Linked DNA regions of Homo sapiens: region 2 is linked to region 1. Evidence: read pairs that join two places in POLR2A ChIA-PET (ENCODE). Cell type or tissue: Panc1. All regions are shown on one strand. Each heading gives the region's core, and the rest is flanking DNA. Links, peaks and the distances in the headings are about the cores only.

Region 1 (5,384 bases), core at 155-5,154:
CTCCTGGGTTCAAGCAATTCTCCTACCTCAGCCTCCTGAGTAGCTGAGACTACAGGCACATGCCACCACGCCCAGCTAATTTTTTGTATTTTATTAGAGACGGGGTTTCACCGTGTTGCCCAGGCTGTTCTCGAACTCCTGAACTCAGGCAATCCGCCCGCCTCGGCCTCCCAAAGTGCTAGGATTACAGGCGTGAGCCACCACACCCAGCCAATTTCCTAGTTTTGACTATGTACTAAGGTTATGTAAGGTGTTACATTGGTGGATGCTGAGTGAAGGCACATGGGAACTGTCTGGACTATACTGCAACTACCTGTGAATCTTTTTTTTTTTTTGAGACAAGAGTTTTGTTCTTGTCTCCCAGGCTGAAGTGCAATGGCATGATCTTGGTTCACTGCAACCTCGGCCTCCCAGGTTCAAGAAATTCTCCTGCCTCAGCCTCCCAAGTAGCTGGGATTACAGGTGTCAGCCACCATGCCTGGCTAATTATTTTATTTTATTTTGGTAGAGACGAGGTTTCACCACCTCGGCCAGGATGGTCTTGAACTCCTGACCTCAGGTTATCTCCCCATCTCGGCCTCCCAAAGTGCTGGGATTACAGGCATGAGCCACTGTGCCTGGCCACCTGAATCTTAAAATATAAAAATAAATTAGCTGGGCACAGTGGCGGACACCTGTAATCCCAGTTACTTGGAAGGCTGAGGCGGGAGAATCGCTTGAACCTGGGAGGCGGATGTTGCAGTGAGCCAAGATCGCGCCACTGCACTCCAGCCTGAGCAACAGAGTGAGACTCTGTCCAAAAAAAAAAAAAAAAAAAAAAATATATATATATATATATACACACACACACATATATATGTATATATATATATTTATATATGTGTGTATATATATATGTGTATATATATTATATATGTGTATGTATATATATATTTATATATGTGTGTATATATATATGTGTGTATATATATATGGCGCTTATAAGAGGAAGCCCCTTATAAACTGATATGGGAAGATTTCTAAGATGTATAGTTAAGTGAAAACCAAAAGGAAGACACTGAAGCATGCGTACAATATGCTACCTTTTGTGTAAAAGCAGGAAATACAGAAGAGATACTCATATTCCCACAGAGCATCAGTGGACAATGCAGGCTACATCAGAAACAGGACAGTGGTTACCTGCAGGGACAGGGAAGAAGGGACTTGACAGATGAGGCACAAAGACGAAAGAGAGAACATTACACTTTTTGGGTTTTGAACCATGTAATGTAATATTATTCAGGAAAACAAATCAAAAGTCAAAAAGAAAAAACTGATAGCAACATAATGATAATATCAATGTGGAAACCTGCGTGTCAGGTCCTTTGCTGAACAACTTAAATACATTATCTGGCCAGGCACAGTGGCTCAAACCTGTACTGATATAATCCCAATAATATGGGAGGCCGAAGTGGGAGGATTGCATAAGGCCAGGAGTTCTAGACCAACCCGGGCAACATAGCCAAGACACCATCTCTACAAAAAAATTTTAAAAATTAGCTGAGCATGGTGGCATATGCCTGTAGTCCTCATTACTTGGGAAGCTGAGGCAGGAGGATTGTGTCAGCCTGGGAGTTTGAGGCTGCAGTGAGCTGTGATCGCACCACTGCACTCCAGCCTGGGTGACAAGAGTGAGACCTTGCCTCAAAAAAAAAAAACAAAAGCAAAAAACAAACATAAAATTATTTCTAATCCTCAAAAGAGCAACAATTACCTCTTTTCACAGAGGGTAAAACCAAAACTCAAGAATAATTAATTTTTTAAACCTTTCCCGAAGCCCCTGCTCCTTCCATGATAATGGACTTCCCTCCTATTTAAAGTTCGCTGGCCAGACCATGCTACAACTTGGTGTCCTTTTACGTGTTTTTTTTCTCCGCCTGAAACCCCTCTCACCCCTCACCTTACTTTGCTTGGCTGGAATGCCCTTATTCAACCTGAATAAAGCTGAAATAATTAAAAAGAAAAATTTTTTTAACCTTAAAAGAAAAAGAAGAATCCCTGTTAATTATGAATGGGCATAAGTAGATATTCTTTACAAACCTTTAACACCAAATTTCTGAGTAAGGCTGATTCCTAATATTTCCAGAAAATTCTTTGCCAAATATGAATTCATAAAGAGTGATAATACCGTTCTAAAAAATATATTACATTCCTTAAAAAAGCATGGCTTTTTAAAATTTCCTTTTCTTTGAAGTGTGTTTACCTTAAAAAGTGGAATAAAGGGCACTGTGTTCAGAAGAAACCTTAGTCCTTTGATGCTAAACTTCCAAACTACTTTGTGGCCATTTAATACAGCATGGGTTCCTAGAGAGACACAGAGAACTCCTGACTTTAAAAGCTCTGTTATTTACCTTAAAAAGATTTGTCCTCTAGAGGCCAGGCACGGTGGCTCACGCCTGTAATCCCAGCACTTTGGGAGGCCTAAGCGGGCAGATCATTTGAGGTCAGGAGTTCGAGACCAGCCTGGCCAAAATGGTGAAGCCCCGTCTCTACAAAAAATACATAAAAAATTAGCCGGGTGTGATGACACACAGCTGTAATCTCAGCTACTCAGAAGGCTGAGGCAGAAGAATCACTTGAACCCAGGAGGCAAAGTTTGCAGTGGGCCAAGATCATGCCACTGCTCTCCAGCCTGGGTGACAGAGTGAGTCTCTGTCTCAAAAAAAAAAAGAAAGAAAGAAAGAAAAAGAAGGAAGGAAGGAAGGAAGGAAGGAAGGAAGGAAGGAAGGAAGGAAGGAAAGAAAGAAAGAAAGAAAGAGAATTCATCCTCTAGAGAGTGTTTTCATAAGTTTGATCAACAGTAAAATGCAGGTCAGCATGCCATGGCAGTCAAAGGTAAATGGGGGCCAGGTGCAGTGGCTCGTGCCTATAATTCCAACACTTTGGGAGGCCAAGGCAGGAGGACTGCTCGAGGTCAGGAGTTCAAGGCCAGCCTGGACAACATAGCAAGACCCCATGTCTACAAAAAAATTATTTAAAAAAAAAATTAGCTAGGTGTGGTGGCACACACCTACTCGGGAGGCTGAGGCAAGAGGATATCTTGAGCCCAGAAGTTTGAGGCTACAGTGAGCCAAGATTGCTCTGCACTCCAGCCTGGGCAACACAGCGAGACCCTGTCTCTAAGAAAAAGAAAACAAGAAAAGAAAAAGATACATGGTCTGAAGTCAGACCCCTGGGGTCAAGTTCTGGCTTTGCCAATTCCTATGTCCTTGAACAAGATAACTTCTCTGTGTCTCGTTTTCATCATTTGTAAAATGAAGTTTTGCTGATATCAAACAAACAGAGATAAGGAATAATTAAATAACTTACAACACATGTAAAGGGCTTCTGAACAGTGCCTAACATGGGCCAAGTATGAATAAACATCAGCTAGCAGTAATATATAGCTTGGTCATACGGTATATACTTGATAAATAGTGTTAACTCCAAGAAGGAGCTTGTCTGTGGTTAAGCTTAAGGAATTTGAAAGAATACAACAGATAAGACGAAACACTGAAAACACCAAGAATGTGAGGATGGGAAGCGTATCTTTAGGTGGTGTGTGCTAGCAGTGCTAATCTGCTTTCCAAGCGATAAGCCTGACCCTCTAGAGGAGAGGACTCACATCCCAAACACCAGATTGCCCTCTGCTTTGAGGATTTTGGTTAACCAGAGGATGTTAATTTTGCAAGTCATTTTATAGTTTAACTTTTCCAGATGTCTGTCATGCAGCAACTTTTCTTTTCTTTTTTTTTTTTTGAGACAGAGTCTCACTTTCTTACCCAGGCTGAGGTGCAGTGGCGTGATCTCGGCTCACTGCAAACTCCGCTTCCCGGGTTTAAGTGATTCTCCTGCCTCAGCCTCCTGAGTAGCTGGGATCACAGGTGCCCACCACCACGTCCAGCTAATTTTTGTATTTTTAGTAGAGAGGGGGTTTTACCATCTTGGCCAGGCTGGTCTTGAATTCCTGGCCTTAAGTGATCTGCCCACCTCGGCCTCCCAAAGTGCTGGGATTACAGGGATGAGCCATTGTGCCTGGCTGCAACATTTCTTTTCAATGACGATTCTAAAACACAGATCTTAAGCAGGTCATGGTATCCAGCCAGGTGCATTCTTAAAAGAGTTCTCATTGCCATGTGTTTAACTTCCCCATATGCTTCTGGAGGCCTTTATAACTCATACCTGACAAACTCATTCCAATCACTTTACATAAAAAGCTTTATTATTAATTAATGGTTATTATTAATACCATAATATTTAAAGTTGCTAAATCGGTATCTAAATCAGCATCAGGGTGTTTTACTTAATCACAAAGACAGCTGGGCGCAGTGATTCACACCTATGATCCCAGCACTTTGGGAGGCTGAGATGGGTGGATCACTTGAGGTTAGGAGTTCCAGACCAGTCTGACCAACATGGTGAAACCTCATATCTATTAAAAAAATACAAAATTAGCCAGGTGTGGTGGCACAAGCCTGTAATCCCAGCTACTTGGGAGGCTGAGGCAGGAGAATCACTTGAACCCAGGAGGCAGAGGTTGCAGTGAGCCGAGATTGTGCCATTGCACTCCAGCCTGGGCAACAAGAGCAAAACTCTGTCTCAAAAAATAATAATAATTAATCACAAAGACACTTTTCATGGGGACTTGACCAGATATTTACATACCCATGTTCATAGAGGTATTCACAATAGCCAACAGGTGGAAGTAACCCGTGTCCATCAACAGATGAATGAATAAACAAAATGTGATATATACATACAATGGAATATTATTCAGCCTTACAAAGGAAGGAAATTCTGACATATGCCAAAACATGGATGAATTTTGAAGACATTACGCTAAGTGGAAAAAATCAGTCACAAGAAGAAAAATACCGCATGATTCCACTTACATGAGGTACCTAGAGCAGTCAAATTCATAGACACAGAAAGTGGAATGGTGGTAGCCAGGGGCTGAGGGGAGGGAAGAATGAAGAGTTAGTGTTTAATGGGTACAGAGTTTCAGGTTGGGAAGATAAAAACTTTATTTTTTTTTTTATTATACTTTAAGTTCTGGGGTACGTGTGCAGAACGTGCAGGTTTGTTACACAGGTATACACGTGCCATGGTGGTTTGCTGCACCCATCAACCTGTCATCTACATTAGGTGTTTCTCCTAATGCTATCCCTCCCCTACCCCCACCCCACCGGACAGGCCCCGGAGTGTGATGTTCCCCTCTCATGTGTTCTCATTGTTCAACTCCCACTTATGAGTGAGAGGGAAGATGAAAACTTTCAAAAGATAATAGTGGCAACAATTGCACACAACAATATGAGTGTATTTAATGCCAATGAAGTGTACATTTAAAAATGGCTTAAATGATAATT
Region 2 (5,384 bases), core at 244-5,243, 190 kb after region 1:
GAGAAAATCAACACACACAGGAATACTAAGAGAATACCTGAGCAATATTAATTATCTGCATAATCTTAATGCTAAATTGGTAACCACTTAATCTCTCCAGAGCTGCCGTGGATCTTGAACACTATTTCTCCCAGAACTACCATGACATTTTCAGTTCCCTTGTAGTCTTGTGTTTCTTTGTAATAAAGCCCCGTGTCTCTTTGTAATAAAGCCCCATGATTTCAGGTTACTTGAGTGATTCTGTTCCTTGCATCACAGAGCCTAGCAAAAAAAAAAGTAAGGCTAGTAATGCAGAAATGGGAATCAGCCTGATGAGTTCTAATGGAAGAAGAAAAAGACCGAAGAGAGTTGATCTCTGTTCTGATGTTTATTTCGGAAGTACTAAAATCCCCATACTTTGTCACCATGTCAGTGTCAAGGCTGTTTCTGTAATTGTTCGCTTTTCTATTCATATATGTTATCAGACACTTGGGATAGAAAAATCATCTCAGTATGATTTGCAGATGTATCTGCTTACATATTAAAATAATCTATTCACCTTCTCCGGGGGTTAAAATGATTGTTTCAAAGTTTGGTTTACTTTTTAACCTGTGTTCATTTAGACATATCACTAGTTTTTCTCTCCTCAAACCACTTTACGCCTAACCAGCTCCAGGGTACGGAAACTGTCAAAAGCCTATGTCTATAAGACTAAGATCCAGCACTTTCCACTTCTAGTAACTACTCAAGGAAAACTCTCATGTATTTGAAAAGACATGTATAAAATACATTGTTATAACAATAGGAACTGGAAATCTTAATCAGTGTTCCCTTAATTTACTTGACATTCTTTGGGAGATATCAGAATTACAAAGTAGTATTCACCTTCATCTTTTGCCCCTTATTTTTTCTTTCCTCCAGCTTTTGGATTCATTGGGTGCTCATCCAAAAAATTAAAACTGTTAGTAAATCCCTCAATGTACTTAGTACCACCTCTTTCAAAGACAGGCTTTTGGACCTACCTCGGCCTAGAGAAGGAACAAAGTGCAGTGTATTTTGAGACTACAGACAGCCCCACAACTTCCCAGGAACTTCAGATAAATTATTCAAAGTCTGAGGGGGATTGGCAAACAGGAGAGATAAAAGGTCCACATAGAAAGTGTGGGAATGGGAAGAGAGAAAGCAGGGGCAGAGACTGAAGGTCAGGGGTTCCAGAAGAGACTATTTTCACAGGCTTTAGGTGTTGATCTGAGGAAGTTAGGGCAGGGGCCGGTAGGAAAGAAAGTAACAATTAACCACATATACAACGGGAGCTAACTGATCATTCAACAGGCTCCTTCTGCTTAGCTCTTATAAAAGCAGTTACATGCATCACATGTATTAGCCAACCATCGCCCTACACTGCTGGGCATTCACTGCCTGGAGAGAGCCTACCTACTAAGGATAATAGTGTTTTCACTTGCCTTTCAACTGCATGTTATGTCAGGAAATAGCACATTCATTATGTGTTTAAAAACTAATCCAAAGAATTATGTATTTGGAAAAATATCTAAAGAAGTAAGTGGGCTAAGTAAATGATATTTCATTTGTTTCTTAATGTCCTGCCCTTTAAAAAAAACACTCAAATGGAATACCCTTAGAATGTCTTACGTATGATGCAAAGCAGCTGTGTATATTGGTCCACAAATGACTTAGAACTTTGTCCTTCAACAAAAAATCTGCAGGGTAAAGGAAGGCCCTACAAGAAACTTCCTGCCATGACTTGACTTAGGCCTGGCTTGTTTGGCGGTACCCCATAAACCAACTGCCCTGAATTGAAACTGTCAAAAGAAAATAAAATGGGCTAAATTTATTATCACCTGTATCCACAAACATACACACATAGAGGTCCATTGTTAACTAAGGCCCAAACCAAAATGCAGCAGCCTAGTCAGACATCCCCCTGGGAAATACCGTTTAGTGATGTGAGAGTTTTTTTTTTTCTTCTTTTTAACATAGAGAAGGAAAACAACACATGCAGGAAACCATAAAACCCTTCAAGTTAACTGTAGCCAACGGTCAATCTCATTAGGATATAATGGGTAGACGATAGCCCTCTCTATAAAGGCTGAGTGTGCTCTGAATAATTTCCAATTTTCTCACTTGCTGGAAGCTCTGCCTTTTAAACAACAAAGCAGAAGTTCCAGGCACTATATTTATATTATTTCTGTTCTCTGCCTTGGATACTTCTACCAAAAATCAGTCCCTGGGTTCATCTTTTAGCACACATTTGTTTAACTGGAATACACACACACACACACACACACACACACACATTAACTTGGCTAATTACTTAAACTTACACTTTTTTTTTTTTTTTTGAGATGGATTTTCACTCTTGTTGCCCAGGCTGGAGTGCAATAGCACAGTCTTGGCTCACTGCAACTTCTGTCTCCCAGGTTCAAGCGATTCTCCTGCCTTAGCCTCCTGGGTAGCTGGGATTAAAGGCATGTGCCACTACACTCAGCTAATTTTTTTGTATTTTTAATGGAGACGGGATTTCACCATGTTGGTCAGGCTGGTCTCAAACTCCTGACCTCAGGTGATCCCCCTGCCTCGCCTCCCTAGGGGCTGGGATTACAGGCACCAGCGACGGGCGCCCGGCCCAAACTTAAACTTTTAACAAGGATGGTGGAAGGGCATCCTTGAGAAAATGGATAGGAGTCAGAGGGCTGAGGGAAGTGCAGGGACTGCCAATTTTTGCCAAGGGACCAAGCCTTGGGTAGAAATGGAGAAGACATCTATTTAGAGAAATAAGTTCTAGGCTGATTCTAGGGCTCAGGAGATAGAGTTCCAATACCCTTTCTGGCACTTCTGATCTTGTGACCTCAGATCAGCCATTGGGCCATTCTCAACTCAATTTCTCCATGTTAAAACAATGAGGGCGTCATAATCCCTCGCCTGCATACTTATTGTGAGAATATGCTAAAATACAGTGAGGGTACTGATTTCCAAACTTCAGTGAGCACTGGAAATCTATGGGGGGCTCATTAAGGCCCCATCCCCACAGTCTGACGGTGGCTGGCGATCTGTATAATCGCTACCCTTAACAAGAATCTCCAGGTAATTCTGATGCTGGGGATTCGTGTAGCAGACTGAGAAACATTGATTCAGGAGATTTATTTTTAGAAATTTTTTTTTCCAGATTTGTAATTTAATGGCTGTGCAGGTCCCAGTCCCTCATTTCTGCCGCTCACGGGCCCACTGCTCTGGGATTAGGGTTTTCTGTTCAAAGGCATGGATACGCAGGAGCGCTTCTGCTAGGCACGCGTTCACCAGGCGGTGTCTCTGAAGCAGCGGCTTCCCCTCGAACTTGGCCGACACCGCCAGAAGCTACAGGCGCAATGGTTGAGGGTCGTGTTGTCCTCCACCGCCACATGCTCCGCCGCCAGGTCCCGCTGCAGCTTCTCCCTGAGGTATTCGGCCCTGAGTTCCATGGTGGTAGTCCAGCTGGGGCGACAGCCCAGTGGGGACAGAACCCCAGCTCGGACCCCGGCCACGCTGCTTTGCTCCCCATTTTTAGAATTTAAAGCATCTTCTGTGTTGCTGGCACTGTGTTAGGCTTTACACACATTAGCTTTTTAGAACCACCCATGAGGTCAGGTTCTAGCATTCACCGAGCCCATGGGGTAGGCCAGGCATTACGACATGTCACACACGTGCCGCTGCACTCTATTCCCAACACAGCTGTCTACATTAGATAGCTCTCTTTCTATATGACGATTTAAAACACGGAAACTTAAAAAGGCTGAGAAATCTGTCCAAGGTCCTCCAGCTTGTTGGTCTCAGAGGCAGCATTCTAATCCAGGTTTTCATGCAATCCGGCGCTGGCGCTTACCACAAGCAGCATAAAATGCAAATGCCTGTTGGAAGCTCTTAGGAACCCATGGAAACCATGTAAAGTCAAGAAATAAGAATTTAGCATTTATTATGTGAAAAGAAGCAGGGAAAGCAAACTGGGGAATGCAAGAAGTATTCAATGCCTAGTTTCTGTCCTTCAAGAATTCCAGTCTATCAGGAAAGAGCAGTTTGGTTATACTGCAATTTGGAAGAACTGGAAAGTTGGGCTTAAAACCCTTTTGTGCAGGGCCTTGAAGAGCAGCATGTGAATTCTGCACTTTATCCTGGGCACAGGGGAATGGTGGTAGACACTTGGCAGAGCCTGAAACACCATGCGGATGTCTGGAGATGCTTTCTTCCCACCCCTCCACTTTAGCTTTCAAATGATAGTGAAAATTGAGAAATGCGTATGGAGATATCATTTTTCAGGAAGAATCAGAGGGGTAGGAGTAAACCCTAGTGAATATGGGTTAGAGAGGTATTTTGTAGGCCTTAATAGGAGGGGTGCCAGGAGGAGGCACAAAACAAAAACCACCAGAAAGAGAAATAAAGCATACCAACCTTACACTCTGAGAAATCCAAATGGGTAGATGGGTTTGTATTTTTTTGTTTGTTTTTGAGACAGAATCTCACTCTGTCACCCAGGCTAGAGTGCACTGATGCGATTTTGGCTCACTGCAACCTCAGCCTCCCGGCTTCAAGAGATTCTCCTACCTAAGCCTCCCGAGTAGCTGGGATTACAGGCGTGCACCACTACGCTCAACTAATTTTTGTAGTTTTAGTAGAGAGGAGGTTTCGCTATATTGGCCAGGCTGGTTTCAAACTCCTGACCTCAAGTGATCCGCCCGCCTTGGCCTCCCAAAGTGCTGGGATTACAGGCGTGAGCCACCGCGCCCGGCCAGATGGGTTTGTATTCTTAAAAAAAAAAAATTTTTTTTTAAACATTTCTCTCTTTTCAAATACTTCCTTGGGATCCCTGAATTTGTTTTAAATTCATGATTAAGCATTCTGACCCATAGTATTCCCCAGACCATGTCTTCTAATTTGTGTGTACCCTACAAACACAGGAAACCCTTGGTAAATGTTGATGTCCATTTAACCCTTTGCTTTCTTGCTTTCCTCAGAATCCCTTAGCTCCCCTAGTACCCTCAAAAGCAGGGTAAACACAAACCCTAAAAGCCTTCCCAGGAGCTGGGCCCACCCTCTCAGCTTACATGCTTTTTATTTTTTTTCTTGGCACTTAAAGGAATTCAACTAGGAATTGACAAAACTTGCTTAAGCAAGTATCACTGATTCACATTTGTGATGGAACACAGGGCCAGAAGCAATTGCTGGATATTCTTAAAAGAAAATCTGAAACTTACTCTTTTCTATTGATCCAAATTATCTGTAAGAAAAAAATCACACTAAACTGTTTGGTTTCGCAGGTTTAGGATGCCTTGTACCACCTAACAAGTAAGTATCCCTTACGAATGAAAACAGACTCAGAGAAAAAGACATTGTACAAAAATGCTTCTTACTTTACC

What was found. Peaks named below come from ENCODE experiments on the same cell type or tissue, not always from the same donor. Only the 100,000 strongest peaks of a DNase experiment are listed, where the experiment ranks them.
Region 2: POLR2A ChIA-PET joins it to region 1 with 9 read pairs; 11 of 35 experiments call an interaction of 5 or more read pairs at or near these places.

What each region holds. Positions count from the first base shown.
Region 1 is chr6:21,789,989-21,795,372 of GRCh38, reverse strand. The region is part of intron 3 of CASC15 (cancer susceptibility 15); the gene reads right to left. Among named protein-coding and RNA genes, the nearest start is that of CASC15, 130 kb to the right of the region's middle. In Panc1, for the core only: no CTCF peak of the experiment used is centred there; no DNase peak of the experiment used is centred there; H3K27ac peaks cover 2,354 bases.
Region 2 is chr6:21,600,199-21,605,582 of GRCh38, reverse strand. It overlaps the pseudogene BOLA2P3. Among named protein-coding and RNA genes, the nearest start is that of SOX4, 9.1 kb to the right of the region's middle. In Panc1, for the core only: no CTCF peak of the experiment used is centred there; no DNase peak of the experiment used is centred there; H3K27ac peaks cover 1,754 bases.